2 separate regions of the Homo sapiens genome follow, and region 1 is linked to region 2. A link is a loop called in an ENCODE intact Hi-C map of the cell type or tissue named here. Cell type or tissue: heart right ventricle. All regions are shown on one strand. Each heading gives the region's core, and the rest is flanking DNA. Links, peaks and the distances in the headings are about the cores only. Region 1 holds the start of LOC105379122 (a long non-coding RNA gene). Region 2 overlaps STARD4-AS1 (STARD4 antisense RNA 1).

Region 1 (15,757 bases), core at 8,778-11,277, 270 kb after region 2:
TACCAAAGGAACTGGTGTAATAAAAAGGGATTTTAACCTAGCGAGGAATCTTAGAGAAGTGAATCCAACAATGAGCCGACATTTTCCCTTGAAGCATATGCCAAATCCCCAACTGTGTGGGGAAAAGTTAGGAAGAAACCTAACAGAAACCGGCTAGACTATAGACTTTCACAGTCTTAAAGGCTAAAAGAGGACTTTCTGCCCTGGATCCACCAAAAAGGATATGCCTGGTAAATATTCAGGCTTTCAGTTGATAGTTCAGAACCCAGTAGGACTATTCCTTAGGAATAAGAGAAAACTGGAAATTGGCAAGCCTGAAACTTGGCATTGAGCCATCCCCATAACTGATTGGATTGAAATGATCCTCTTTTACTCTAATTTCTCTCTAGAAGAAAAGTGAATTTTCTCTGATGAGGTATAAAACTATCTACAGCTTATGTAATTTTATTAAAAACTTTGTAATTCAAGAAAAATTGCCAGGCATCTAAGGACTCAGTTATCAAAGAAAGTTTTTTTTTTTAGTTATCGTAAATATATTGAAGAAAATGGATAAAAAGATAGAATTTTTCACCAGTGAGAGTATCTATAAAAAATCAACTGAAAATTATAAAACTGAAAAATACAATCACCGATATAAAGAATTAAAATAAGACTCGGCATAAGACTCGGCAAAACCGAAGGTATGATTAAGGACATGGAAGATGGATCAGTAAAAAATATTCAAACCGAAGCACAGAAAGAAAAAGAAACGGAAAATACATAACAAGCCACAGATCCAAAAAACGCCATGTAAGATACAGGTAAAAGAAAATACAAATCAAGCCACAGGTCCAAGAAACCCCATGTAAGAAAAGTTCTAAGAAAATACATGTCAATTCACAGATCCAAGACACCACACGTAAGATAAGGTCCAAGAAAACCACATCTAGTCACACCGAAGTGAAACTGCTGAAAATTAAACATAAAGAAAATAATCTAAAACCACTCAGAATAAAAGACATATGGCTTTCAAAGGGAGCAAAGGTAATACAAACAGCTGATTTCTCAACAAGATTAATGAAAGCCAGAAGGTAATCAAATGGCACCTTTAAAGTGCTGAGAACTAAACGCTAATGAAGAATTCTGTAATCAGTAAAAATGTTAATCAAAAATGCTATTTCTGATGTTTTAAAAATATATTTCCAAAAAAAAGTTTTTGAATAAGAGATAGAGACTTTTCTAACAAACATACGCAGAGTGAATGCTTTGCCAAGAGGCCCGCCTAGAAAGAAATACCAAAGAGATTTCTTCTACCAACAGGAAAATGATCCTACATAGAGGCACAATATTGTGTGAAAAAATATATAGCTCCAGAAAGAGTAAATAAGAAGGTAAATATAAATGAATACGGATGTTTAAATCAATGATTAATAATGTCTTGTGAGGTTTAAAACATATATAAACAAAAAGTACATAGCAACAATTGTGAAAAGATGAGAGGCTGGTAAATGGATTTAAAGTATTACCAAATCCTTTTATTGTCTGAGAAGTACTAAAATTACTAACTTATCTTAGAGTCTAATAAAGCTACTTGTTTTTCATAATACCTAGGGTATACTAAGGGTATATATAATACCTAGGGTAGACTAAGGATATACATAATACCTAATACTAAGGGCATAATAGAACACGAACAATCAACAAGAAAAGGAAATGGAATGATAAAATGATAAAAATAATTCATCCAAAAGAAGAAAAGAAAAAAAAAACTGATCAAACAAAAAAAAGTAAGATGATAGTTTTAAACTGAATATATCACAATTATAATATGTAAATGGTGTAAACATTTCCAGTTAATATTCTAACACTGCAGACTATATAAAAATAAAATATTCACTATAACAACCAAAAATTTGAAAGTAAAAGGATGGAAAAAGATAAATTGTAAAAACGCTAGCTGAAATAATGTTGAAGTAACTATACTAATAAGAAAAAAATGTAGCTTTATGACAAAATTATAATAGGAATTTGGAATATATTCAACCAAATGATTTATTCCTATAACTAGTTGATGTGCTTTTTAATAATATTTTAATTATGCTATTTAAACTTTCATTTTCTAAGTGCTTATCTCTAATTAGAAACACAAATGATTTCTGTATATTGACCTAGAATCTAGCCATCTTGCTAAATTGACTTTAACAGTTTATCTGTACATTTTTTATTGTTTTCTACAATCACAATTACGTTATCTACAAATGATGACAGTTTTACTTATTCCTTCACAACTCTTTATCTTTTATTAATTTTATTGTGTTATTGCACTGGACGGAACCTCAGTGCATCATTGAATGGAAGTGGTGATGATAGACTTCCTTTTCTCATTCTCAATACCAGTGGGAAAGCTTAAATTTTTACCTTTAATTTTGATGCATGCTGTAAGATTTCTGAAGTTTTTGTCAATCAGATTAAAGAACATCCTTTCTATTATGATTTAATTTGCTATTTTCTAGATTTTTTAGATAATTGATTTTTAACTTTTTTCCTTTTAAAATATATTAGAGGCTTGGCATGGTGGCTCACACCTGTAATCCCAGCACTTTGGGAGGCCAAGGTGGGTGGATCACGAGGTCAGGAGATCGAGACCATTCTGGCTAACATGGTGAAACCTCGTCTCTACTAAAAATACAAAAAATTAGCCGGGCGTAGTGGCGGGCGCCTGTAGTCCCAGCTACTCGGGAGGCTGAGGCAGGAGAATGGCATGAACCCAGGAGGCGGAGCTTACAGTGAGCTGAGATCGTGCCACTGCACTCCAGCCTGGGCAACAGAGCAAGACTTCATCTCAAAAAAAAAAAAAAAAAAAAAGGTTATACATACACTGATATATGTGTATGTATACACACACATATATTAGAATACAAAAAATATTTCACATGTGTAAGAATTGACCCTGAGTTTATCAGTTCAACACATAAACATAATATTTTCTCAATAAAAATATTACATCACATCATCTGAAAGAGCCATTCTTTGGTAGGTGAAAGAAAGTCAAATATCAGAAATTCCACAAGTTTCAATTAATTATTATGGTATACCCAGAATTCTCAACTGAAGTTATCAGATATTTGAAATGTATTAACTACAAAATGCAACTTTAAAGATGATTAAAGGCAATTTTGTAGAAAAACATTAAATAATTAGATCATACATTTTTAAAAATGTAATTCAGAAAATCTGCAGTGTCATATTATAATTAATTGCACATTATTCAATCTAATAGTTTGATCTGCTGTGAAGAGTTAACTGAAGGTGTCAACAATTTTAAACATAATAATTGTAAAATGCAATTTTGAAGCAACTTCCTTACAAAAAGAAACTTTAAAAAATACATTCTTCAGAAAAATGGCAGTGACGTGGTGTTATAGAGATATGGGTAAAATGAAGTCCTTGATTATGTACTGAGAATAATTATTCTGCTAATATTTTTAATATTCACATAATCAATATAAAGCCTTTTTTTGTTGTCTGTTTTGTTCTGTGGCCAGTGACTTTCATTTGTAAACTGAGATTAAGGCTATGATTTGCTGAAAAGCATTCAGTTTACAAACTAATGTAAACAATTAGGATATATTGCATGACTCTGAAGAAGAGATATTGGGATTAAGTTAATGATTTCTCTGAAGTATTTGAAACAACACCAACTGAAGAACTGTGGCCTTCTAGAAATGTACCAAAGAAACACTCTCATGCATATGCATGTGTAAAGTAATGTAGTGTACCATTGTTTGACAAAAATTGAAAACAATCTGATTGTAGTGGTAAGGATAAAAAAACTGTAGTATTTTTGTACAGATTTTACAGGTTAAAATGAAAGAATTAGATATGTATAAATCTCAACAGTATAGTGTGGAATGGAAAAAGGTAACAAAAGGATAGGTAGATAAACTATTTAAACCTACAATGCATAAAACAATACCATTTATTATTTGTAAGTAGAGTTGATTCCCATTATTTATGGTAGTTATACTTGTTAGATATAGTGAACTCCAAGTTTCTCTTCAAAGAATCAGTATGTCAGTATGTTCAGCTCTCTTATTCTTTGATTCTCCATTTTAAAGTTTAACTTCCTGGTTCTCTTTACCTGCTTGCCTCTAGTTTCAGTAAACAACTTTCCCACCAGTTCTAATCAGTAGTTCATATCTGTTCCTCTGGTCACCTGCTTTGACCTGAGTCACCCCTGGTCACCTGCTCTGACCTGAATCATCCTGAGTCACCTGTTCTCTAACCACCCTTTCTGTCAAACTACTCACCCTGCCACTCTGGCTTGTACCTCTGCTCTCTTTAAAATAGCTAAACGGAATTAGCATAGACTGTGTGGTCCAACCCTAGCCAATAGGGGAATGACACAGCAGTATGGGCTACCTGTGTCAGGAATAAGAACCCCTTCCCCTCCCTTGTCCAGGTGTGTTCCCGCCATTACTCCATCTGCAAGTCGTACCCTTCTATAGAAGTAAAAATTGCCTTGCTGAGAAAATTAATGTTCGAGCACTATTTCTTTGCAGCACCAAGGAACAAGCATTTTGCTTCTAACATATTCTATGAAGTTGCCATGAATACTGAATTAGCAAATAGTGAACCATTGCTCCTGGGGAAAATATGGGGTTAGGTTCCTGCAAGCCTCTGGTCATAACATTTTCATCAACAGATGAATATAACTTTGTGTTATGTGTATTTATTTTTAAAGACACCTTATTTAATATACATTGTTGATACATTACATTGAACTTACAAGCAATAGCATTATATCTCAAGCCTGAATGAAGCTTATTTAACTCATATTTCTCCAAGAGGCACATTGTGGCCTTCTTGCACTTAGGAATACTTGACAGTATTTCAGGACTACACTTGGAACAGACAGACATTAAAACTGGAGATTTTAAGAGAGCTTATTAATTGGTAAGTCTTGAAGAATGTAAATAAGCCTCACTTTCAGTAATTTAAAAAAATTGCCACAGATACTGACAAAGACTCTCTCCTTGATCAAACTTTAGTCAGATTTTTGAGCTCTCCTCTCAACTAGATCTCCACCTAGGCCCCTATTCCTTGCCTGGTCTCCATAGCTCACATTTAACAAGAATCCTGCTAAGTCCGTAGAGAGAGAATCTCCCACTTTGACATCTGATCACCCTGACCGTCAGAAGCCATTTTAAACAGCAAAATCACCAACAAACAGCTCAAAATGTGGTACTAAATAGATCACAAAAAAAAAGTGCTTGTGTACAGGATGAAAGTTGATACAAGAAGGCAGAGCGCCACCTTGCTTAATCTCAGTTAGGGATGTGCACGTTGAACAACTTAAATTTCTCACTGCTCTGTGCACGTTTGCAAATGACTGCAAAAGCTTCACAAGTATTGATTTTGGAGCTGCAAGTAAGTCTTAGAGAGTAGGCAAATTTACAAATATGAAATCCACAAATGATTGGGATTAACTATATATACATATAGTATGATTACTAAACTATGTGTGGGAATGATAAGCACCAATTTCAAGATAATGATAACCTCTGGGGAGATGGGAAATGGAAAAAGATGATGCAGGGCTAGAGCTGATTTTTTTTTTTAATTGGAAAGAGACAAAACTGGGACATATATGGCTGATCATAAATATGTTACATTATTGTTAGTGCTTTTCTACACATTTAAAATATTTCATATTTAAAAATAAAAATTATAGAAGTGTGATCTGTCTGCCTTTATGGTTTCATTGGAGACTATTTACAAAGCTTAATTTGTAGCTGAATTATATTAGATAAGATATAAAGAATTTTTGTGGAAAAAGTTGTCAGTGATTGAAGTGGATTATTGATAGAAGATAAGGAAAGTCTCCAATTAATGATGTTGCCTAAAAACAAGAAAAATCTAATCCTATAAGTATATTTTAGAAACAGAGATGAGAAGTAATTTAACCAGAAGTTTCTAAAGTCAGCTGTACTGTAAAAATAACTGGGTAACTTTCAGAAATATAAAGACAGTCCTCTGAATCCCCAGTCTTTCAGATTTCAGTTGGGTAGGTCTGAAGTCAGTGTTCTTCAAAAGCACACCAAGTGCATTCTGATATATAATTAGGTTAGAGAACCACCAGACTAGATGTTAGCCTTAGACCCAGGGCCACTGCTCTGCAATACTTCAGAAGATACCATGCACACAGCACTCCGCTGGTACCTCTAAGAGCTGTGCAGTGTAGCAGCCCTGTTAGATTCTCATGCTTTCTTTGTTATATTATTTTTGTATTCCTGATTAGGACTATGAGGAATTATAAGATCTAATGAATCATTTAAGACTATAGAATCTGAAATGTAGCTCCAGACACAAATATTTTTAGCTCCGTTTTATCATTCCCTTCTTTAAAAAAAAAAAAATCAACTCCTGTCTTTGGTTGCTTTCAAATCAAGCATGTGTACATGAAAAACAAAACTTTTCAAATGTGGTATAAATAGATATAATGGAATCCTAGTTAAAGTCATTAATGTAATCATATTTGGGGACACAATTATATTTCTAAATCTGAATCCAAACACATCAAAGGAAAAATATTTAGAACCAGTCAACATCAAAGAAATTTCTTGACCAAAAAAATGCAGACAGTTTCTCTATTAAAATGTCTGTGTTGGTATTTTTTAGCTGAGCCTGTTTTTAAAAAAACAATAAAACAAGAAGCAAGTAGAGCAGAGATGTGTGTTGAGTTTCATGTCCTTTCTTTCTCCCTTTCTCTCTTCACCAAACTCATTCAGCATCATTGTCCTTGCTTTGGTATTAGCAGCTCCTTATTTAGCTCTCTCTTGCCTTCACTTTTTGCTTGACTGTGGCTTAGAAGAACTCAGAAGAGGGTATTTATAGGAGAAGAAATATTTATGTATTTTTTTTCTGGAAGACAAAAGCATCTTGTGTTGCAGTAATATTACGTAGAATATGCTGCTTTGTAAACAGTACCAACAACCTCTTCTACTATGAAAATGCTTAAAATATTTTCTGTATATATATTTTAAGTAAACTTTTTATTATTTTTAAACCACAGCTAATTTGCAAACTAGTTAATCAAATTTTGAATCAGCAAGAGCTGAAGAACACAGGCAAATTCCATTTAGTGTGGACCAGCTCATTTCAGACCAACCTTCCCATTGAAAACAACTAAAAAAAGTAGGAAATATGGAAATCAAGTCTTTGAAGGCATTGGAAAGTTATCAAAGCAGTGAAGACTTGAAAGTCCAAGGTCCTGGAGAGAAGGGGAATAAAGAATAATGAGCTCAAGATTTGGTGTCACTTTTCCCTGGAGTTATTTGTAAACTTACAACAGATAACTAAAAGACTGGGAAGCTAGAAATCAGTGACAGAGACTGAGAAGCTGAGAAGACCCTTAGGCAGTTTGATATAATAGAATTAGGGCAACAAAAATTTGAGTTTAGAGCTTTCAAAAGAGGAGAGACCTCGGTAAACATCCAGGCTATCAATCGGGATTCCTGAAAGGCTTACATGCTAGGAGTAAAGTCAAATGGAAATATACCAGTCCTTACAAAGATTGAAACACAGCTTCATCTCTGTTCCTATTAGACTACTGATTTGCCCTTACTGTAGCTGCCTGCATAAATCCAAAGTGAATACGCTCTAGGAAAACATCAAATCATTCAGAGTCTGAAATTTTCTCCATAACTTTCATGGATAATGTCCACCATGTAAATTAAAAAACAGTACTTGGTATACCAGTGAACAAGCTCAAATAGTCAACAATTAACAGAAAATAATTGAAAACAGAAACAGATACACAGGAAATCCATATATTGTAGTTATGTGACACAGACTTTAAAATATTTGTCATTAGTATGCAGAAAAGTATAAATGAAAAATGGAGAACATCAACATATCACTGGAATCAATAAATAAGAATCAAGTAAAAATTATAAAACTAAAAGCCATATGTTTTAGTCCATTTATGTTGCTGTAAAGGAATACTGGAGGCTAGGTAATTCATTGAAAAAAGGTTTATTTGGCTCTGGTTCTGAATCTGGAAAAGTTTGAGATTGGGCATCTGCATCTGGCAAGGGCCACAGGCTGCTTGAACTCATGGGGGAAGACTAAGGGGATCCGGTATGTGCAGAAATCATGGCAAGAGAGGAAGCAAAAGAGTGAGAGGGTAGGGGTCAGGTTCTTTTCAATACCCAGCTCTCACAAGAACTAATAGAGTGAGAACTCACTCACTGCCTCCTCCAAGGGAAGACATTAATCTATTCATGAGAGATACAACCCCATGACCCAAACACCTCCCACAAGACCCACCTCCAACAATGGGGACCAAATTTCAACATGAAATTTTGATGGGTCAAATAAACCAAACTACAGCACCATACATGTTTGCATGTATCTCTATCTTCCTATCTAATCCCCAGTCTAGCTCTGTCTCCTGACAATTGGAATTAACCTGAATTTTAACTTTAATTAAAGTACTCATATATATTTATCTTTATCAATATACTTTTTCCCTAAGAAAAATGTCCAGTTGTTAAAATAGAATGATATAAAGAGTTCAATAAAAACATTACATATACCATAATTTCTAAATGTGTATTATGTTATTTAATAGACAAGTATAAAAATATTAACTAGGATTGTCTATAATTTTATTATTAATGAAGAATGTCTGAGCTGAGCGCTATAAGATTATAGTCTAAACTGTGGGTTATAGATAAGTCTTTGGGTTTCAAAATTTCACTAAATTCTTATTGTTTTACATATCCTGGCAGAAGTCCAGAGTAATTCAATGTGTCTTCTGAGTGAAAAATCTCACGATCTTACTTATTCTAATAAAATCATCACTCTGTAAAGTCAGATGACAAACAGGAGCTTAATCACTACTTTTTAAAAGTAGATGTTTCCTAGATACAGATGTATTTTTAGGTATTTTACAAGTTTAGTTTTAGTGTAGCATGTATCTAAGTACATAAATACATGCATACAGATAAATATCTACTTTAATTGGTTCACAGATTAATGAAATTAATACTGATTTTTCTAGAAATTCTGAGGGACCAAAGGTAAGAGTGGCACTAATGGAAAATGGGAAAGAAATATGTTTTAGCCCGGCATGGTGGCTCAAGCCTGTAATCCCAGCACTTCAGGAGGCTGAGTCGGGCGGATCACGAGGTCAGGAGATCAAGGCCATCCTGGCTAACACGGTGAAACCCCGTCTCTACTAAAAATACAAAAATTAGCCTGGCGTAGTGGTGGGCACCTGTAATCCCAGCTACTCGGGAGGCTGAGGCAGGAGAACGGCATGAACCAGGGAGGCGGAGCTTCCAGTGAGCAGAAATCACGCCACTGCACTCCAGCCTGGACGACAGAGCGAGACTCCGTCTCAAAAAATAAATAAATAAATAAAAAATATGTTTTAGAGCCTAACCCCTGTAGACCAATATTATCTTTCCCATTATGCAATGACGTGCCAAGAAATTAAGTAACCTAGTCATGGGCACAAAGCTAGCAAACAGAAGCATTGGGATGGAAACACAGCTCTTTTTTAATGTTTTTTGAAAGCCCATGTTTTTTCAAACACATTGTACTTTTTTATCTATAGAAATATGTTGATGGAAGGGCACATTTATGTTAAAATTGGTAAGGCAATAATCCCATTAGGAATTTAATGGGATTTTTAGATGAAGTCTATTACATTCCTAATTTGACTGTGGCCAGAAAGTTCATCAAAAGTAGATCTCATATTTCAAAGGTGTATAGAATTCCATACGTATTTTTGTATCTATTATTTATAATCTTTTCCAGGTGAATTTAGCACACAGTTGTTCCAGTTATGTAGCCTTGAGTGCATAGGTGTATAGTGTATACATTGGTTACAATAAATAAATTATGTGAAGCAAAACAGGAGTAAGACATAGGTCTTTATGTAAAGTGCTATGAATAGTTCAATAAATGCATTACATATATCGTCTATGTTGTTATGTGTGTTGTGCTTAATTCATAGTCACAGAAGAGATATACGTCTCCTCAGAACCTAAGTGTTTCCTTAGTCAGAGTTAAGAACTGTGATGTATTACAGCTAAAAAGTGTGCAGTTATGTAGACTCTATTTTCCTTTTGCATTAAACTGCTTTCATATTCTGTTATCATACATGCTCATTAATAGCAATGTTAGATCCTTTGACATTTAATGGATTAAAAATAAAACTCAAATAAATAAATAAATATAGAAAAATAAATAAATAAATAAAACTCTTCTTTATATTTTCAGAAAAGGCCTAGGCAGCAATGTTCATATCAAAGCAAAGTGCTCATTGTTTCTACCTCTAGTCTTCAGTCCAAATGGATACTAAGTATTGGGGTGGGAGAATAGGACAGGTCCACAGCTGCAAACTTCATTATCTTCCATAGCTCCCTATGCTTTTTTCATTTTAACTCCACAACTGCAATGACATGTTTTTAATTTTGTTTACTGTCTCTCTTTCTAGAATACACTAACAAGCAGGGAATATGTGATTGGCACATGAAAGGCACATGCAGAATTCTTGATTACCAAGAACAGAAGACACTAGTTTATTGAAACAGAAAGGATTTTTGGTAGCTCACAAATCTCCTGGAATGCAAGAAAATCAGATGTGGATACTGCGTAGTCAGGAAGGATGTAGGTAGGAAAAATGCTCAGTTCACATCATGAACTACTCTAATAAAACCACTGCAACTGCAGCCCAAAACTTAGCCCTGAGCATGCTTAGGTATAAACACAACTATCTACCATCACAGTGGTTCCAGGAGAACCAGCTTCTAACTCCATGGTGCTTGTCAGGAGGTCTATTCTCTATCCGAGGCCATAGCTTAAAGTTTCTCATTTTAATATTCAGGTCTCCCTCAGGGACATCTGATGGGTGGCACCTAGGTCATATGACTGCACTCTAACTGCAAGGGAGTGTGGAAATATAATCTTTTTGCTCGTTTGGATTTTTTTTTTTTTTTTGAGACAGTCTTGCTCTGTCACCCAAGCTGGAATGCAGTGGCACAGTCTCAGCTCACTGTAACCTCCGCCTACCGTGTTCAAGCGATTCTCCTGCTTCAGTCTCCCAGTGAGAGGTGAAGCCACCTGGGCTTCTGGGTCACGTGGGGACTTGGAGAACTTTTATGTCTAGCTGAAGGATTGTAAATCCACCAATCAGTGCTTTGTGTCTAGCTAAAGGTTCGTAAACGCACCAATCAGCACTCTGTAGAAAACGACCAATCAGCAGTCTGTAAAATGGACCAATCAGCTCTCTGTATAATGGACCAATCAGCAGGATGTGGGTGGGGCCAAATAAGGGAGTAAAAGCAGGCCACGCGTCACCACTGGCAACCACTCAGGTCTCCTTCAGCACTGTGGAAGTTTTGTTGTTTTGCTTTTGGCAATAAATCTGGCTGCTGCTCAGTGTTTGGGTCTGCACTGCATTTATGAGCTGTAACACTGACCATGAAGGTCTGCGGCTTCACTCCTGAAGTCAGCAAGACCACCAATGCACCAGAAGGAAGAAACTCCAGACGCATCTGAACATCTGAAGGAACAAACTCAGGACACACCATCTTTAAGAACTTTAACACCGCAGGGGTCCGTGGCTTCATTCTTGAAGTCAGTGAGACAAAGAACCCACCAGAAGGAAGCAATTCTGCACACACCAGTAGCTGGGATTATAGGCACGTGCCAGCATACCTGGCTAATTTTTGTATTTTCGGTAGAGACGAGTTTTCGCCATGTTGGCCATGCTGGTCTCAAATTCCTGGCCTCAAGTGATCCACCTGTCTTGGCCTCCCAAAGTGCTGGGATTATAGCCCTGAGCCACCACACCTAGCCGGAAGTATAATTTTGAGCTTTTCCCCCATTTTAGTGGAAGAAGGTAAGTTGAAAGAGGGTTGGAATGGGTATGGAATAAGCCCACATGTAATGTACATTACAATAGCCAATTAATATTTGTTGGGTTGCCTTATTACAAATAATATTTTCTTATTTGAGAGTGTATCCTTATGCACTGGGGTAAAATTGGCAAATAGATATTTTCTTAAACACTAATTCTGATTGCTCGTTAATAGTTGGCTAGATATTTTCTTAAACACTAATTTTGATTGCTTGTTAGTAGTCGGCTTTCCCATGTCCAGTGGGAAAAATGTTGAGATTGATCAGTGATGTTTTCCTTATATAGTGAAGGATTATTACTACTCTAAATGTATGTTTGATAAAACTTCACTAGTGGAATAATGGGCACTGCTGCATACCATCAGTGTAAGGGATGCACACGTTTGGTTTGCTTCCTACCTATACTTGTAGTTTAATGTCAAGGAACCAACATGTTACACCAGAAGGGTTGTTTGGGGCTACTAATATTTTCTTAGTTCCACTTCATTAATACTTGTCATGAAGACAAGGATCACTGGCAGAGTCAAAGATTTTTACAAAATGGCTACACAATGCCCAAGTTACTGAGGAACCAGGCTGCTCCTCCAAGGTTATGAGGTCATCCATTTACAGTGCTTTTCCAGAAAATGGTTATGCCAGTTGCCCTTCAGATTGAATAAAACCTGTGTGCTCTAGGCCGGGTGTGGGGGTTCACACCTGCAATTTGGGAGGCTGTGGTGGGTGGATCACTTGAGGTCAGAAATTCGAGACCAGCCTGGCCAACATGGCGAAACCTTGTCTCTACTAAAAAATACAAAAATTAGCTGGGTGTGGTGGTGTGCACCTGTAATCCCAGCTACTCAGGAAGCTGAGGCAGAAGAATTGCTTGAACCTGGAAGTTGGAGGTTGAAGTGAGTCGAGATGATGCCACTGCACTCCAGCCTGGGCCACACGGGATGACTCTGTCTCAAAAAACAAAAGAAAACAAACAAAAAACAACAACAAAAAACCTATGTACTCTCTGGAGATCCAAGACAGTACCAAAGGCACAAGAAGTATGTTTTCCAGAGGTTCCTTCAGAAAACTATTTCAAATAATGCTTCCACAGCACCTTTTGTATTTTTAGGTAACTTGATACAAAATATATATTTCCTTTAGAATTTTTTTTTTTTTAAGACGGAGTTTCGCTCTTGTTTGCCCAGGCTGGAGTGCAATGGCACGATCTCGGCTCACCGCAACCTCCAGCTCCCAGGTTCAAGCGATTCTTCTGCCTCAGCCTCCTGAGTAGCTGGGATTACAGGCATGTGCCATCATGCCCAGCTAATTTTATATTTTTAGTAGAGATGGGGTTTCTCTGTGTTGGTCAGGCTAGTTGCGAACTCTCAACCTCAAGTGATCCACCGCCTCAGCATCCCAAAGTGTTGGGATTACAGGCGTGAGACACCGCGCCCGGCCGGATATTTGTTTTCTAGGCAATAGGTGAAGAGGAACTTTGGAGTTTGGGGTGGGAGTGAGGGAGTATGGAGGGGATGTGCTACTTTGGGACCAAGTAAGAGTATTATAGAAAAAAAAATTGTTGAGTATATGTATAACCTATATGTCTCTTTGGAAAAACCACAAACAAATATTAATTCCCTAAAACAATGTTTACCTGCTGTCCCTTGGATGACTTCAGCTTAATTTCACACTTAAGAGCCTTAAAGATTAGAGCGCTTAATTACAGCAATTACCGTTGATTGCTTTGGAAATAAAAAAAATGACTATGTAATACAAAATCATTAATATTATACTTGGTGGAGTGGTGTTATTATTAATAATAATCTAGATACTTGGGTCCCTATCTGAATTTTTAGCATGATAAAAAAACTTACTGCCTCAAACAATTTGTTGTATCACTAAGATATTATTACATTCAACAAATATTGAATAAATGACTACTGTATGCCAAGGTTTGAAATAGGTAGAGGAGCTATCATAATGAATAAGACAAGTTCTCTCAGGAAGGTCACAGCCTGGTGGACAGCACAGATAATAGGCATTACACAAACACAACATCATAATCAATGTGCATGTGATACTATGGGATCACAGCCTGTAGATTAGAGAGACATTTAGAGGGGGAGACAGCTGAGCTGAAGCTAGTTGTTTTCCAAGCAGAGAAAGACAAGGTCATTCCAGGCAAGGAAATAAGGGCAAACCATCATGAAAGAGCATAGTGTATCTGGAAAAAAAAAAACAAAAACATATAATTCTATGTGGCTAGAACATTGGGTACATGTTGGGAAGACACAGAGATGAGGTTGCAAAGCAAACCGTGTTCAACTTGTGAAGGACATTAAGCGGCATGCTAAGGAGTTGAGACTTTCATTTTGCAGTGAGAGACCAAAAAAGGGTTTTCAAGCAACGTACTGACATAATCAGATTTGTATTTTGTAAATGGAACTCTGGCAGCCACATGGAGGAAGAATTGGCAGGGGGAGGCTGGAGTCAGAGAAACCAGTTAAGACTCTAATTCAGAAGACCAAATGAGAGATGATTATCATAAACATGTTTCTGCAAGATAATCTGACACCCACCGGCCCATAAAGACAATGTAATGTGCCTTGACACTTCTGGCTTCTTCCCAATCTGCACCCACATATACCTAGTTCCCTTTAGGTTTTTGACCTTTGATTCCAGATTATGTCCCTTTACATCTGCTCTTTCTGGCTTCTAAGCTCAATTCCTCCATCAAATTTCTTTCTCTTTCTTGCCTCACAATGGATGCACTCAGAGATCAAATCCCTTGTAAATACCTGGTATCTGACTCTCAGTCTAGACTTTACCTGAACTCAATCTTCTGAGCTGAGGGATAATAGCCCACTCACCCTGCTATTTTTCTGTGTTGGATGACAGGAGATCTAGACATTGACTAGCTACTGAATTTATCCAACCCATTCCTAGCTTTTTAAACTCAATGACTTCACCCACATAGCGTGCCATGGGCTGGAAAAGCTCCCATGGGAAACACAGATGAGGTATTGACTACTATACCAGCTCTTACAGCCCTGGACTGGGTGTACAGTGCTGATGAAAGTGACTCACTCAAGAATGAAAAAATTTCCCAAAAGAATCTAGACAGATTCTTGTAATTAGCACTGCCACTCAGGAAAACTTTCCTAGATCTTAGGTCAAGCTTGTCCAGCCCATGGCCCACAGGCTGCATGTGGCCCAGGATGGCTTTAAATGTGGCCCAACACAACTTTGTCAACTTTCTTAAAATGTTAGGAGTTTTCAGCTGTTTTTTTTGTTGTTGTTGTTGTTCATCAGCTATTGTTAATGTTAGTGTATTTCATGTGTGGCCCAAAAGAATTCTTCTAATGTGGCCCCCTAAAGATCGGACACTCCTGTCTTAGGTTAAAGCCAAGTGAAGTTTAAAAGATCTTACAATGACACAGAAGGAGCTAACACCCTGGGTTAAGATGGATTTCTCAGAAACAAACAAATAAACAAAAGGTGCCACTGGAAGAGTCAATCCTAAATCAGGCAAAGGATACAAACCTCAGAGCCCCAGAGGAAAACATTGTGGCTTTCCTGAGGAATCAAGAGATAGCGAAAGCTGAAATGGGTGTTGTCAGCCATGATGATCTCATCTTCTGATATAAAGAATCAACAGTTTATTTGGCTGAGTCACAAGCCACAACACTCAAACTTGAATGTGAATGCAAAGACATATTTATTGGCACAAAGCCATTCTCCCTCCAGCCTAAGCTGCTTTAAGAGAAGGTGTGATTAGGGGTGTGGCTGAGGTCTCTTTGTCTCTAATGGCTAGATATACCTGTTTGAGTATGCTGAGGAATTTCAGGGAGATGAACTCAAACTTTTA
Region 2 (15,757 bases), core at 4,932-7,431:
TCCAGCCTGGGGAATAGAGCGAGACTCCATCTCCAAAAAAAAAAAAAAAAAAAAAAAAAAAACTAGATTAAATAAATGGAATAATGAATAATACAACCAACATTTAAGAAATACATGATAGTTGAATTAAAACTTTCCAGCATATCTTTTATGATTGGTTGTCATCCTAAACAGAAAAATATATCAAACCTTCTCTTCAGCCTTGAATAGAACATTTAACAACCATGAAATAGTGTTATCAATGGATAAAAAATAAATTTGCCTTAAGAATATCTATATTTAAAGACATATATTTCATATAACTAATAGATAATTCAATGATGTAAAAGATCGAATTGCTTCTTTAGTCCTCATTTTGGGGAATGATTATACAATTCTATGGGGTTTTCAGGTCTTACACCTTTGTTATCATTTGTTAGTCTTTTCTCTATCTATGGAAGCTTTCACGGGCCAACCAAGGAGCGGCTTTCTGAACTTCTTTTTCTTTTGACACAGCACTGGGATCAGAAACCCTGCAGAGTTAACTGTGTTTGCTCATTAGTCAAGAGAATGCATAGTTTCAGGCTGATTAAAACAAGATTTTCTGCAGAATGGGGCTAATTTTCCAAGTGCCATGATGTAAATTCCCCTCTGCTTCCCTGTCCCCACCATATCCTCTCTAGACTGGATTCATGAGAAGCAAATAATTCTGTAACTTTCCACACCACATCTTTCAGCTGAAGAGACTCAAGCATTTTCTGGAAACAACACGGAAGCAGGAAGGTGTAACTCTTCCTACTCATTCATCTCAGGCTTGCCCATGACCCTGGGCAAGTCCCATCACATCTTGGTTTCCACATAGGTTGAGCTAAGTAGCTAATGAAGCTCCATAGGACTCTCATCCTTTCACTGCTGTTTGCTTCATTTATGCAACTTAAAAAAAGATCTTTATTTTTAAAATTGAATTTAATTTGTTTTAATGATCATACAGTAAAGTCACTTTTTTTCTTTTGAAGTAGAATTCTATGAGATTTAACATACATATAGATTCATGTAACCACCACCACCATTGGGATACCGAACTTTTCCGTCTTCCAAGAAACTCCCTCAAGCTATCCCTTCAGAGTAACATCCCCTACTTATAGCCCCTGGCAACCACGGATCTGGTTTCTATTCTTGTAGTCTTGTCTTTTGAAAATGTCAAATAAATGAAACATATGTAACCCTTTGAGACTGGCTTTTCTGACCCAGCAGAATGCTTTTAAAAGTTATCTAAGTTGTTTAGTATAGTGTGTTCCTTTTTACTACTTAGTAGTATTCCATTGTGTGAACGAACCATAGTTCGTTTATCCATTTGCTCATTGAAGGACACTGAGTAATTTCAGGTTTTTGGCGGCCACAGATAATGCTACTATGAACACATGTGTACAGGCTTACACGTGTGTGTGTAATATTAGTTCTCCCCATTGTAGGATAAATGCCCCGGAGTGGGGTTGCTATCAGTGGCAAGGGTGTGTTTAGCTTTATAGAAAACTATGAAACTGTTTTCCAGTGGCTTTACCAGTTTTCCTTTCTACCAGGAATGTGTGAGAGTTCTAATTCCTTACCAGCATTGGTATTGTTGGCATTTTTAATTTTAGCAATTTCAAAAGGTGTGTAGTAATGTTTAATTGTATTTGAATTTATCTAATGGCCAATGATGTTGAACATCTTTTCATGTATTTATTTGCCATCCTTAAAACCTCTTTGGTAAAATGCCTGTTCAAGTCCTTTGCCCCTTTTTTAATTGGATTGTATGTTTTCTTATCAATGAGTCTTGATAGTTCTTCATATATTTTGGGCACGTAGCCTTTGTCAGATAGATGATTTGCGAATATATTCTTCAAGTCTGTAGCTTATTTCTTCATTCTCTTGGCAGCATATTAAGCAGAGAAAAGATTTTTGATGTAATGAGGTCCAATTTGTCAATTTTTTGTCTTTACAGATGCACCTTGGTGTCAGTCCTAAGAACTCTTCACCTAACCTTATGTTATAATATTTTTCTCTAAGAAAATAATTTTAAAGAAAGAAAATGCTGTATACATAAGGACATTTCTTGCAATACTATTAGTGAATGGTGAAAACTGAAATAATCTTGAGTTGCCACCATAGAGCAATGGGTACGTAAATTATGACTCTATCATCCTTTGGCTATGGAAAATATTTATTAAGAGTGTACAATAATGTTACAGGGAAACAATCATGACTTAAGTTAAAGTAAGATGCAATTATATGTACTATATGCCCATAATAACAGGAAAACAAAAACAAATACTGCTTAGAAAAGAGATGAGAAGGAAATACGATAAATACGTTAACAAAGGTAGGCTAGAGTGATGATGCTGGGTAGCTTTTTCAATGTTTTCTACTTTTCTATATTTCCTTAATTTTCTTTAAATATATTTATGAAATAAACCAAAACACACAATTTTATTTTTAAAAAATTCACTCACGGCCGGGCACAGTGGCTCACGCCTGTAATCCCAGCACTTTGGGAGGCCGAGGCGGGCGGTTCACGAGGTCAGAAGATCAAGACCATCCTGGCTAACATGGTGAAACCCCATCTCTACTAACAATACAAAAAAAAAATTAGCCAGACGTAGTGGTGGGTGCCTGTGGTCCCAGCTACACAGGAGGCTGAGGCAGGAGAATGGTGTGAATCCAGAAGGCGGAGTTTGCAGTGAGCTGAGATGGTGCCACTGCACTCCAGCCTGGGCAACACAGACAGACTCCGTCTCAAAAAAAAAAAAAAATTTACTCGCTATTTTGTGTCAGATGTGAGAATAAGCACTGTTTTATACTGAGTCTTCCTGCTCTGTCCTGACAGGTTGGTCAATTGGCCAGAGGAATAGATATTTGAAGAAAAAGGTCTTCCTCCCCTAACTGGGGTAGAGTTAGTTGCTGTAGAGTTGCAGACGTGGTGAGGGATAAGGGTGGGAGCAGGAGCACATTTGATAATTCATGGGGACAGTGGCTGTAGCCTCCATACAGACCCTATTCCCATTTCACTGTCTTGTCTACTACCTCAAATTGCTACAAGTTAGGAATTCTCGAAAAACACTAGACTTTTGTACAGAGAAGGGATCATATTCATTTAGTCACGTGTAGGGCCCTCTGTGTGTCAGAACCTGGGTCCTGTGATACCAAGAGGACTAATGTACAGCTTTTATCCTGTAGGCCTTCACAATCCAATGATTCCATCCATCATCCAACATGGGAAAGGCTGCTCATCACTACTGCAGCTAAATAAGCACTCTCTGCTAGAGATCGGCTAAGATTTGAAAATCACCTTTTATTTAATGTTTCCCAAATAGCTACATGATTTTATTTTCTTGGTCTTCTACCCTAAGCTGTAAAACTGCTGTGCTTTTTTTCTTTTTCGAGATGGAGTCTCACTCTGTTGTCCAGGCTGGAGCGCAGTGGTGTGATCTCAGCTCACTGCAACCTCCACCTCCTGGGTTCAAGTGATTCTCCTGTCTCAGCCTCCAGAGTAGCTGGGACTACAAGCACATACCACCATGCCCGGTTAATTTTTGTAGTTTTAGTAGAGACGGGGTTTCACCATATTGGTCAGGCTGGTCTCGAACTCCTGACCTCAGGTGATCCACCCGCCTCAGCCTCCCAAAGTGCGGGGATTACAGGCGTGAGCCACCCTACCCAGCCTGCTTTTTTCTTAAATCAAGTTGCATTTCACACCAGTGCAGTGCTGGCTCCAGAGGAGGCAGGTAATCACCAGTGTTCTCCAGGAGGATAGGGGACATCCTCACCTTGGATAAGGAGCAGAATCAACAGGCTTTATTGAGTCATCGAGTTTTCTCCTTTCTACTTGGCAATCTAAGCTAACCAAAAAGCCTCCCATGCACCACACCTGACAAAATTAATTTTCTGTGGGTTAATCTTAAAATCCTTAGGACTCACTTGAATGGCTCACCTAGGAAATACAGTACCCACCTGCAGTGTCAGAAAGGAAACAAAGCACAAAGGCACAGATCACCATGGAACAGATCACTGTTCAATGCCAGCAGGCAAACAAGGCTGTCATGATCGGAGGACAAGGGCAAGTCACTGGTGATGTGCTTCCCTACCAGAAGGAGGACACTCTTCATGCGGCATGTTGCTGCCCGTACCTTGGTCACTTGACCTGGGAGCAGGGATATGCTAATAAAAAAGGAGGGGCTCATTCCATTTCTTTTCCATGCACGCTTGTTTTGAAAACATTCTGAGCCTTGCAGATTACATGATAATTATACTTAAGGGCTGCCAAGGAACTTCAGGAATAATTATCATATGATTTGCAGGTTTTCAAGCTCATGATAACACTAATGCTGAGAGGCCTTCTTTAGTCATTCACAGCAATTATCCTTCTCCAGAGTGCACTCGCTTGCAATCTTAGATTGTTTCTTGAGCCTGATAAGAAGCCAAAGAGGCTAAATGAGACGTGTTTAAAGGAGGCCCAGTGATTTGGGGGGATGTGAAGCTCCATTGGTCACAACTGGAAGGCCATCCAAATCAGAGCCTGTCACTGGAGCCACATGAAGATTGCAATTTAATAAAATCTAACACCTGCTTAGAGACCATTCTTGTAGTGGACACAAAGTGCCAGCCTCTAATACTCCTTCCTTACTCTTCATGGAAACCTTGAAGAGTGATTAAAAATAGTACTGTTTATGTCTCTGACCACAGAGCCAGTCATTTTCAGCACTTAACTGAAATTGCTCATGATAGTGTTTCTAACAATGGCCACATAAGTGGCAAATCCCTTAAGAATTTTGCCCTCTCAGCAGGTGGCAATCTGCCACCTTTATCTGATCATTTCTCTCCTCCTTTGGCATTGTAGACACCATTTTTTCCTGGTTATGACCCTACTTCTCTTTATCTTCTTTGTCGATTGCTTTTCCACTCCAGGGAGTTCTGTGTTTGACACACAGGAGGTGTGGGTAGTTGTTTACTCTGTAAATAAGTTGTTAGCCGTGCAGCACTGCCAAGGAATTGCACCAAATGTGTATGCATTAGCAGTTAAGAAGAGCGTGTGCAATGTGAGTGAATGGAGTCTGGTCATTTGTCATCCAATGCCTATTTAGCACCTGTTATGTGACAGATAACAGGCCGGCACTCGGATCATAACCCGGAGCAACATAGTCAGAAACAAACACAATTTCTCTCCTTGGTAAGCCTGGTCTGTTGGGAGGTTTTGATAAGTAAAAAGAAGACTGAGAGGCCGGGAGCGGTGGCTCACGCCTGTAATCCCAGTACTTTGGGAGGCCGAGGTGGGTGGATCACCTGAGGTCAGGAGTTCAAGACCAGCCTGGCCAACATGATAAAACCCCGTCTCTACTAAAAATACAAAACCTAGCCAGGCATGGTGGCAGGCGCCTATAATCCCAGCTACTCGGGGGCTGAGGCAGAAGAATCGCTTGAACCCGGGAGGCAGAGGTTGCAGTAAGCCGAGATAGCACCATCGCACTCCAGCCTAGGGGACAAGAGCAAGACTTCATCTCAAAAAAAACAAAAAAGAAGACTGAAAAAACATCAAAGAGATCTATCAACTTCTTGCTTGGAGGATGAGAGCAACCGTACCCAGACTTTCAGGTTGAGACTTAAAGGGTGATTAAGATTTGGAGAAAATTAAGAAGCATAAGCCAGGTATGGTGGCTCACACTTGTAATCTCAGCGCCTTGGGAGGCTGAGGCAGGAGGATTCCTTGAGGCCCAGAGTTTGAGACCAGCCTGTGCTACATAGTAAGACTTTGTCTCTACAAAAAAATTAGCTGGATATGGTGGTGTGTGCCTGCAGTTCTGGCTACTCAGGAGGCTAGGGCAGGAGGACTGCTTGAGCCCAGGAGTTGAAGGTTACAGTGACCTATGATCGTGCTACTACTGCATGGTAGCCTGGGTCTTGCACATTTAGGAAGATTTGGAAGAATGCCCAAGTAGGGTGCAAGCAGTATGCTCAGGACACTCATTTTGCCTGACAGAGAACTTTAGGTTACCTGTGCTTAGAAGCACACAGCTACAGAAGGACAAGGGCAAGTCACTGGTGATGTGCCTTCTTACCAGAAGGAGGGCACTCTTCATGCGGCATGTTGCTGCCCATACCTTGGTCACAAGAAAACAGAGAAGTAGACCAGTTCAACCACAGTGAGAAGAGAGGAGAGAGCATATCTATTTGAAGCCTGATGACTGAGGCTTTATAGGACAAGTGAATCTTCACAATTGTGCCTTGTGAAGGCAACCGGGTATAAGGTCCCTTTCCTTGCAAGATAATTAATAAGATCCCCACAAGAGGGCGCCCTGGTAGAAGAAAGTCCTGGCTCATCCATTCACATCCTGTGCGCCTGACTCACTAAGCTCCCTCGGGGTAAACCAGGACCTTCAGAGAGAGGCCCCAACACGAAAACATCCCTGATGATGAAAGTAATGGACACTGGCCCACTGAAGTTCCTGGGGAGCTGAATCACAGGTGTTCTTGTGATTTCACAAACAAAAGACTCCTCTTATAGCAGCAGTGCTCTATTTTCTCCTAAGTCATATTCTGTGGGAGCCTCCCACTATTTGTAACAGTACTCATTAAGTTCGTACTTAACAAGTAAGCAATGAGCTGCTGTCTTTGGCCTCTAGAAAGATTCAAGGTGAACCTTTTGTCTTCTTTCATTTCACACCATACACATCAACATCAGATCTGCTGCAAGACCAAGAGATTGTATATTATTTTAGGTGAAATAATACAGTCATTTAGGCATCCCTTAGAAATATGCCTAGAAACTAAAGTCCCTTAGAAATTAAAGTCACTTAGTTTCTTAGTGATACTATCTTGGAATTCCCACCCATTTCCTCAGGAAGTGCTATTAGCAGTACAGGATGCAGAATTTAGTCTAATGAGCAGACAACATTGTGGGTGTTTTAAGAGCAGGCTGTGTCTTGAAAAAACAAATGGACCTGTATTTTTCTTTGACTAAAGGCCCCTTATTGGAAAGGTGCTCCCCGCTCCCTGCAGGTGTTGTCATGGTAACATGTGATAAATAATGGATATTAACTGATAAGGCCCTTACTTCCCTAGGCTCTTTCCAACTCTCTAAGAATGTTCTCACAATTTCATATTGTAATTCTGTATTGTTTTTCTTAGAGTCCCAAATTATATATGTTTCATGCTGCTCCCACAAAACCTTAGTTCCCCAGGTGTTAATTTTATGACAGCATATCTAACTGCATCCTCTGAGCAGCAGAGCACCTGTCAGTCTCTGCTAGATTGAACATGTCTAGGACAATAGCAATTGTTTCCAATTGTACGCATTTCCACCACCTTTTCTCCCCTGGTTTTTCTTTAAGCGACTGTTGTATCAAAGCGAAGGAAGGAAGTGACTAAGAGAAGGAAATTATGCCTAAGTCATTTTAAAAGGGCATTTTTCAAACGACAAAACTTTTTCCCAAGCAGGGGTTTCAGGCTAGGCTAAGGACAGTGTGGATCGAAACACAGATCCTTAAGGAGTTGAATTTCTTCTTTGCCGTGCTCCTACTCCTCTGCATACAAATTGTTCTTTGAGCTTTCACTAGTTTTCCCATTGTCTTCTCTGCATTCCCAAGCTCACTTAATTCATGGTCTGTCTGCCTCTCTGTCTCCTTTTTTCCTTAGCCTCCAGAGATGTGCATGCCTACTTTCTGTTTTCACAGCTTCATTTCCATCTCTGGCACGTGAGAGCCTCTGTGCTGGATGCAGACATATTACCTTTGTTTTCCTGGAGTCATCCAACTGCTGCCTGTTTCCAGCAGCTCCCTTCACATTATTTGACTCTGTATCATTGCCCTCAGCCACAAGGGTTAGCAAGGCTAATGGGTACAGTGAACTTAGCCTGTCTTTTTGTATTAATACATCCCGCCAGGAAAAATCATTTACAATGGCATTTAGGCTTTGCAATGGGAAAACAGGAAAGAATCTCGTTCTTTGTGGTCTCAAGCCCATACTGGCAGAGGCTGAGTTGCTATGAAATTTCCAGCTTCAGGCAGAGAAGGGAAAAAGTAGAGGGCACACCTAAAATACAGGAATGCACACGGGTGCACGCACCCTTAAGCATGCATTACGTTTGCCCAGTAATGTATGTGCACTTGAGTGCAAGCCCCAATTCAACCTCTTTCTATGTGTTGGATATATGTATGAGAAGAAGCCTTTTTTTTTTTTCATTTGACATTCAGTTAAGCTAAAAGCAAAAACAACCATCTGTACTGCCTTTGATAGAGTAGATTGTTAAAAGCTGTTCCCTGTCAGACCTTTTCTTTCAGCCTTGGTGAGGAGACACATACACATATGACACTTCTGTCATTCACATATGAAACACTTGTATTTCAACAAAGTCACAGGTCCTCTATAAAACCATCAGGTTAAATTCTAAATTCTTCCCAATGGCTGGCTCCTATGACCTTTGATTGCCATAGCAAAATGGAAAGCATTCACTTCACTTTTTGGTCTTGTGTTTTGTATGTATGTGTTTTTGTTGGTTTGTTTGTTTTTGCCACTGAGGGCACCAAACATTCTTTCTGATTGTGCTCCACATTTTTCATTAACAGTTGCATTTAAGCAGTTCATTCTAATTCTTTCCGTTGTTCCTGTTCTGTGTGAACTATCTGCTGGCAGTTACCATGCCAACCCCAAATCCTGGGGTCCTGCTGCTAGATCACAAGCTGCCATTAGCATATTTTTAATACCACCTGATTGCCCTCCAAAGACCTTCTACTAGCTGATCTCCATTAGCTTACAGTGTCAAGAGATTTGATTGCATATTTACAGTGTGGATCAGGGAGAGAATTTGCTGAGCTGCACAGTTAGTCTCCCAGGTTTAGCTTTCCATGAGTGCCAGGTTAGTTCCTTGGGTCCCATTTAAGGAGAAGTTCATGACAATTTTCTGGTACATGGAGGTATCAGTTCTTGCTTCCTAGAGCCAACTTACTATATAATATGGAACACCAACATGACCCTCAAACTTGCCGAAGACTTCTCTTAGTTTTAATTGAAAGATCAGCAGCTCTCCAATGTTTAGGAACCTGGGCAGGGGTGCTGTTACCATCTTGCTTTTTCTAACTTAAGCTAAACTGAATAAAGGAGGCAATATTAATCAGAAGTCAGATTCTCTTCAAAAAAAGGTTAGAGAGAGAACAGTGAATTAGAAGTATTTGAATAATTAAGAGTGTTAACATGATAGATTATTTTAATGAAACAGTTAAGAGCTTTTGAAATGAAGTTGCCATTTAAAGTCCTGAAGATGCTCAGCAACCAGTGAGCTAAGTAGATGGATTTTGACACCTAAAGTTAAGATAAGAGAAAAATAAAAAATAAATAAAATGAAGACAAGAGGATGTTTTAAGATGTGATTAAATTTGAATAAAGCAAAACAAGATTAAACAGTGGTTAAAAACAATTTAGTGCAGAGGAACCTTGCAAATTCAAGTGGTTACGGGGAGAAGACAGAGAAGGAAAATGAATGAAGTGAGCTGAATGAAAGAGGATGGAAGACAATGGGCACTGATTTTCCACTGCTGTGGAAACACAAATGACATAAGCATTACATCAGTCCAGAGAGTGCTGACCCCATCTAAAGGGAGTGTTTTTTCATTTGCTATCAGGAGGGCCCAGTGCTGCCAGATCTTCTCATAGCTGAAGAAAGTTTGAAATCTCACTGTACAGTTCAATGGTGTTAAATGCATTCATTGTGTTGAGCAACCACCACCATGATCTATCTCCATAAGTCTTTTGATCATGTAAAACTGAAACTCTGTGTTTATTTAGCAATAACTCTCCATACTCCTCTCTCCCTGATATGGTTTGGCTGTGTGTACCCACTCAAATCTCATGTTGAATTGTAATCCCCAGTACTGGGGGAGGGACCTGGTGGGAGGCGATCGGATCACGAAGGTGGATTTCCTTCTTGCTGTTCTTGTGATAGTGAGTGAGTTCTTACGAGATCTGGTTGTTAAAAGTGTGTAGCACTTCCGCCTTTGCTCTTTCTCCTGCTGGTCATGTGAAGACATGCCTTGCTTGCCCTTCACTTTCTACCATGATCGTAAGTTTCCTGAGGCCTTCCCAGCCATGCCTTCTGTAACTGCAGAACTGCGAGTTAATTAAACCTCTTTTCCTTGTAAATTAACCAGTCTCAAGTAGTTCTTTATAGCAGTGTTAGAATGGATTGATACATTCCCATTCCCTAACAACCACTTTTCTACTTTGTCTCTATGATTTTGACTGTTCTAAGTTGCTCATATAAGTGGAATCATACAGTATTTGTCTTTTGCGACTGGCTTATTTCACTTAGCATAGTGTCCTCAAGTTTCATCTGTGTTGTAGCATGTGTAAGAATTTCTTTGCTTTTTAAGGCTGAATAATATTTCATTGTATGTATATACCACTGTTTGGTTATCCATTCATACCATTGATGGACACTTGGATTGCTTCCACATTTTAACTATTGTGAATAAGATTGCTAGGAACATAGGTAAAAAAATGTCTCTTCAAGATACTGCTTTCAATTCTTCCTCTTTTTTTCTTTTCTTTTCCTTTTTTTTTTTTTTTTTAAAGTTATGGGATACATGTGCAGGACGTCTAGGTTCGTTACATAGGTTTACATGTGCCATGGTGGTTTGCTGCGCCTATCAACCCGTCAACTAGGTTGTAAGCCCTGCATGCATTAGGTATTTGTCCTAATGCTCTCTCTCTCCTTGCCCTATACCCCCCAACAGGCCTCAGTGTGTGATGTTCCCCTCTCTGTGTCCATGTGTTCTCATTGTTCAACTTCCGCTTATGAGTGAGAACATGCGGTGTTTGGTTTTCTGTTCCTGTGTTAGTTTGCTGAGAATGATGGTTTCCAGCTTCATCCATGTCCCTGCAAAGGACATGAACTTATTCTTTTTAATTGCTGCAGCTGCTTTCAGTTCTTTTGAGTATATACCCAGAAGTAGAATTGCTGGATCAGATGGTAATTCTATTTTTAATTTTCGAGCCACTACACTGTTTTCTATCATGGCTGGCATATTTTACATTCCCATCAACAGGGCACAAAGCTTCCGATTTCTGTACATCTTTGCCAAACACTTCTTATTTTCTGAAGTTAGTTTGTTTTTGGTAGTCGCCACCCTAAAGGGTGTGTGGTGGTATCTCATGGTAATTTTGAATTGCATTTCCTTAATGATTGGTGATGTCGAGCATCTTTTCATGTACCCATTAGTAGTTTGTATATCCTCTTTGGAGAAATGTCTATTCAAATCCTTTGCCCATTTTTGAATGGGGTTGTTTATATTGTTGGAGCTGTAGGAGTTCTCAATATATTTGTTAATCCCATACTGGATGTATGATTTGCAGATTTTTTTCTCCATTCTGTGTGTTACCTTTTTACTCTACTGATACCTTTTGATGCACATTTTTAAAGAATTTTTATGAAGTCTAATTTTCTCTTTTGTGTTTGTGTCTCTGGTATTATTAGGTTGGTGAAAAAGTAATTGAGGTTTTTGTCATTACTTTTAATGGCAAAAACCGCAATTACTTTTGCACCAACCTAAAATATCTAAGAAATCATTGCCAAATCCAATGCCATGCCATTATCCCCCTATGTTTTCTTCTAAGTGTGTTATAGTTTAGGTCTTATATTTAGGTCTTTGACATATTTTGAGGATTCTTTTTAACTTTCTAAAAAAATTAATTTATTTTTAAGTGACAAATTATTGTGTATATTAATTAGGTAGAATGTGATGTTTTGATTTACGTATACATTGTAGAAAGATTCACTGGAGCTAACTGACATATTTATCACCTTATGAACTTATCTTTGGGGTGAGGACATTAAAATTATATTATTTTGGCAACTTTGGAATATATAACACATTATTATTAACAGGCAGTACAATTATGAATCATTAAAACTTATTCCTCCAGTCTAACTGAAACTTTGTACCCTTTGATCAACATCTCCCCGTTTTCTATTTCCTCCCCTCGCTTTCAGCCTCTGGTAACCACCTTTCTACTTTGAGTTAAATTTGTAGCTAGTGTCAGGTAAGGGTCCAGCTTTTCTCTTGCATGTGGATATCCAATTTCCCAGCTCCCTTTGTCGAAAGACTGTCCTTTCTGCATTGAATGGCCTTGGCACCCTTTCAAAAATCATTTGACCGTATATGTGAGGGTTTTTCTGGACCTTCTATTCTATTTTATTGGTCTATATGTTTTTCTTTATGCCAGTTCCGCACTGTTTTTATTACTCTATCTTTGCAGTAAGTTTTAAAATTAGGAAGGGTGAGTCATCCAGCTTTGTTCTTCTTTTTAGAGACTGTTATAGCTATTCAAGGTCCCTTGATACTCCATATGAATTTTAAGATAGATTATTCTATTTCTGCAAAAAGTATTATTGGGATTTAATAGGGATTGCACTGAAGATCACTTTGTGTGGTATAAAAATCTCAACAATATTAAGTCTTCCAATCAGTGGACATGGAATGTGTTTACATTTATTTATGTCTTCTTTAATTTCTTATAGCAACATTTTGTAATTTTATTGTTTAAGTCTTTCAGCTCTTTGGTTAATTCGTAAGTATTTTACTCTTTTTAGTCTTGTTGTAAATGAGATTGTTTTCATGGTTTCTTTTTCAGTTCATTGTTAGTGTATAAAAAATCCAATTAATTTTTGTGTGTTGATTTGTATCCTGCTCCTTTGCTGAACTCATGTATTAGCTCTAACAATTGTTTGTGGAACCCTTAGCATTATCTACATATAGTAACATGATATCCACTGTGAACAGAGATAAATTTTACTTCTTCCCTTCCCATTTGGATAATTTTTATTTTTTTTCTGGCCTAATTGCTTTTGCTGGGTTTTCCAGTGCTATATCAAACAGAAATGGTGAAACTGAACATCCTTATTTTGTTCCTGATCTTAGAGGAAAAGCTTTCAGTCTTTCACCATTGAGTATGATGTTTGCTGTGGGTTTTTCTTTACTGAATTTTATTATGTTGAGGTAGTCTTATTCTATTTTCAGTTTGTTGCATATTTCTGCCATGAAAATATGTTGAATTTCCTCGACTGCTTTTTTCTGCACCAATTGAAATGATCATTCATTTTTTATTTTATTCTGTTAATATGATGTATTATGTTGAACATTTTTTTCTATGTTGAACTATCCCTGCATTTTAGAAATAAATCCCGCTTGGTCATGGTGTATAATTCTTTAAATATACTGCTAATTGTGGTTTGCTAGTATTATGTTGAGAATTTTTGCGTTGGAGAACTTTATCCCTTTTGTTCATAAGAAATATTGATCTTCAGTTTTCTTTTCTCTTAGTGTCTTTGTCTTCATTATCAGGGTAATGCTGAATTCATAGAACAAACTAGGAAGTGTTCTCTCTTCTTCAATTTTTTGGAAAAATTAGAGAAGTAGTGGTATCTGTTATTTAAATGTTTGGTAGAATTCACCCATGAAGTCATAATATCTGGTGATTTTGTTTGTCAGGAGATTTTTGGTTACTGACTCAATCTCCTTAATAGCTATAGGTCTATTTAGATTTTCTGTTTCTTCATGACTTGGTCTTGGTAGGTTTTATGTTCCTAGAAATTTGTTCATTTCATCTAGGTTATCTAATTTGTCGGTGTAAAGTTGTTCATAGTACTTCCTTTTAAGCTTTTTTACTTTTGTAGAATCAGGAATAATGTCCCCAATGTTATTTCTGCTTTTAGTAAACTGAGTCATCTCTTTCTCTCTTAGTCAATCTAGCTTAAAGTTTGTCAATTTCATTGATCTGTTCAAATAATCAACTTTTGGTTTCATTGATTTTTTCTGTTGCTTTTCTATTCTCTTATCTCTGATTTAATTTTTAATTATTTTCTTCCTTCTGCTGGCTTTGGGTTTAGTTTATTCTTCTTTAGTTTATTACTTATTGTAAGGTTAGGTTATTGATTTAAGATCTTTCTTGTTCTTTTAATGTAAACATTTGTAGCTATAAATTTCCCCTTTAGCATGACCTTCACTGTGCACTATATTCTGTAAGTTTTGGTATGTTCTGTTTTTATTTTTAGTTTTCTCTAAGAATTTCACAATTTCCCATTTGTTTTCTTCTTTGATCATTAGCTTTTCAACACTGCATCATTTAATTTCCACAAATTTGTAACTTAAAAAAATTGTACTGGTGTTATTGATTTCTAACTTTAACCTATTGTGGTTAGAGAAGATGCTTTGTATGATACTTGCCTTTTAAAGCCTAATGAAACTTAATCTGTGGTAAAACATACAGTGTATCCTCTAAAATGTCCCATGTGCATTGGAGAAACGTGTGCTGTTTTTGTTGGGTAAAATATTCTGTATATATCTATTATTATGTTAAGTCTGCTGTTTCCTTACTCGTCTTCTATCTGGTTGTTCTAGTCATTATTTAGAGTGGCATAATAAAGTCTCCAGTTATTATTGTAGAACAGTCTGTTTCTGCCTTCAATTATGTCAGTTTTTGCTTCCTATACTTTGGTAGTTATTAGGTGCATAAATAATTTTTATTATTATATCTTCTCACTGCATTAATATTTTTGTGAATATATAATTTCCTTCTCAGTGTTTTGTAATCTTTTTTGATTGAAAGTGTATTTTGTCTGATATTAGTGTAGCCACTTCTGCTCTCTTTTTGTTACTATTTCCATAGAATATCATTTTCCATCCTTTCACTTTATTTGTATCTTTGGATCTAAAGTGAGTTTCTTATAGACAGCACTTAGTTGGATCACATGTTTTCATCCATACTGCTGTCTTTTTATTGGAAAGTTTAGTACATTTACATTTAGAGTGATTACTGATAAGAAGAGACTTCTATTATTTCACTATTTTTTATTTTATATTTTATTTTTATTATTCTATATTTCACTATTTATTATTATATTATAGTGAAGTGTTTAAATTTTTCTCATGTCTAAATTCCCATACCATGGAGATTACATTTAACATCTTAAAGTGAATATGCTTTAATTTGAATTTATACCATTTTAACTTCAGTTACGTATAAAAACTCTGCTTGTTTACAACTCTGTCCTCACCTCTTTAAGTTGCTGATGTCACAGAATTACATCTTTATACACTGTGTGCCCCAAAACATAAACTAATAGTTTTTTAAAAATGTATTAGTCTCTGAAATTGTGTAGAAAACAAAATGTGGAATTAGAAACTGAAGTTACCATAATACTCATTTTTAAACTGATTTTAATGGCTTTGTCTCTTTAATCATGGTGTAAAAAAAAGTGGAACTACAAACTGTTGTTACAATACTAGCTTTTCTAATTGCTCACATATTTACTTTCATTGAGATATTTATTTCTTCACATGACTTTGAATTACCATCCATTGTTCTTTTATTTTATCCTGCAGGACTCCCTTGATCATTTTCTTTTTTTACAGAGAAGGTCTAGTGGTAATAAATTCTCTCAGCTTTAGTTTGTCTAGGAATGTCTTAATTTTTCCCTCATTTTTGGACAACAGTTTTGCCAGAAATAGGATTCTTAGCAGAGAGATTTTTTTTTTCTTTTAGCACTTTGACTATATGACCCACTATCTTCTAGCCTCCAGAGTTTCTGATGAGAAATTTTCTGAAAATCTTATTCATGATCCCCTTTTTGTGACTAGCCACCTTTCTCTGTCACTTTCAAAACTCTCTCATTGTCCTTTGTAAGTTTGTTTATAGTGTGTCTTGGTGTGAGTTTCTTTGAGTTCATCATTGAGCTTCTTGGATGTTTATATTA

The links. Peaks named below come from ENCODE experiments on the same cell type or tissue, not always from the same donor. Only the 100,000 strongest peaks of a DNase experiment are listed, where the experiment ranks them.
Region 1: a loop joins it to region 2, with 2.4 times the contacts of the local background. A loop is called at or near these places in 12 of 110 quality-filtered maps.

What each region holds. Positions count from the first base shown.
Region 1 is chr5:111,814,982-111,830,738 of GRCh38, forward strand. It overlaps LOC105379122 (a long non-coding RNA gene), which reads left to right and starts at 11,788. Exons shown (of 3, transcript XR_007058900.1): 1 at 11,788-11,896. It also overlaps a transcript of NREP not described here. In heart right ventricle, for the core only: no CTCF peak of the experiment used is centred there; no DNase peak of the experiment used is centred there.
Region 2 is chr5:111,544,422-111,560,178 of GRCh38, forward strand. The region is part of intron 1 of STARD4-AS1 (STARD4 antisense RNA 1); the gene reads left to right. Among named protein-coding and RNA genes, the nearest start is that of STARD4, 40 kb to the left of the region's middle. RefSeq lists an enhancer at 6,012-6,091. In heart right ventricle, for the core only: a CTCF peak has its summit at 6,299 (motif pointing right); a DNase peak (open chromatin) is centred at 6,340; H3K4me3 peaks cover 1,024 bases; H3K27ac peaks cover 2,158 bases.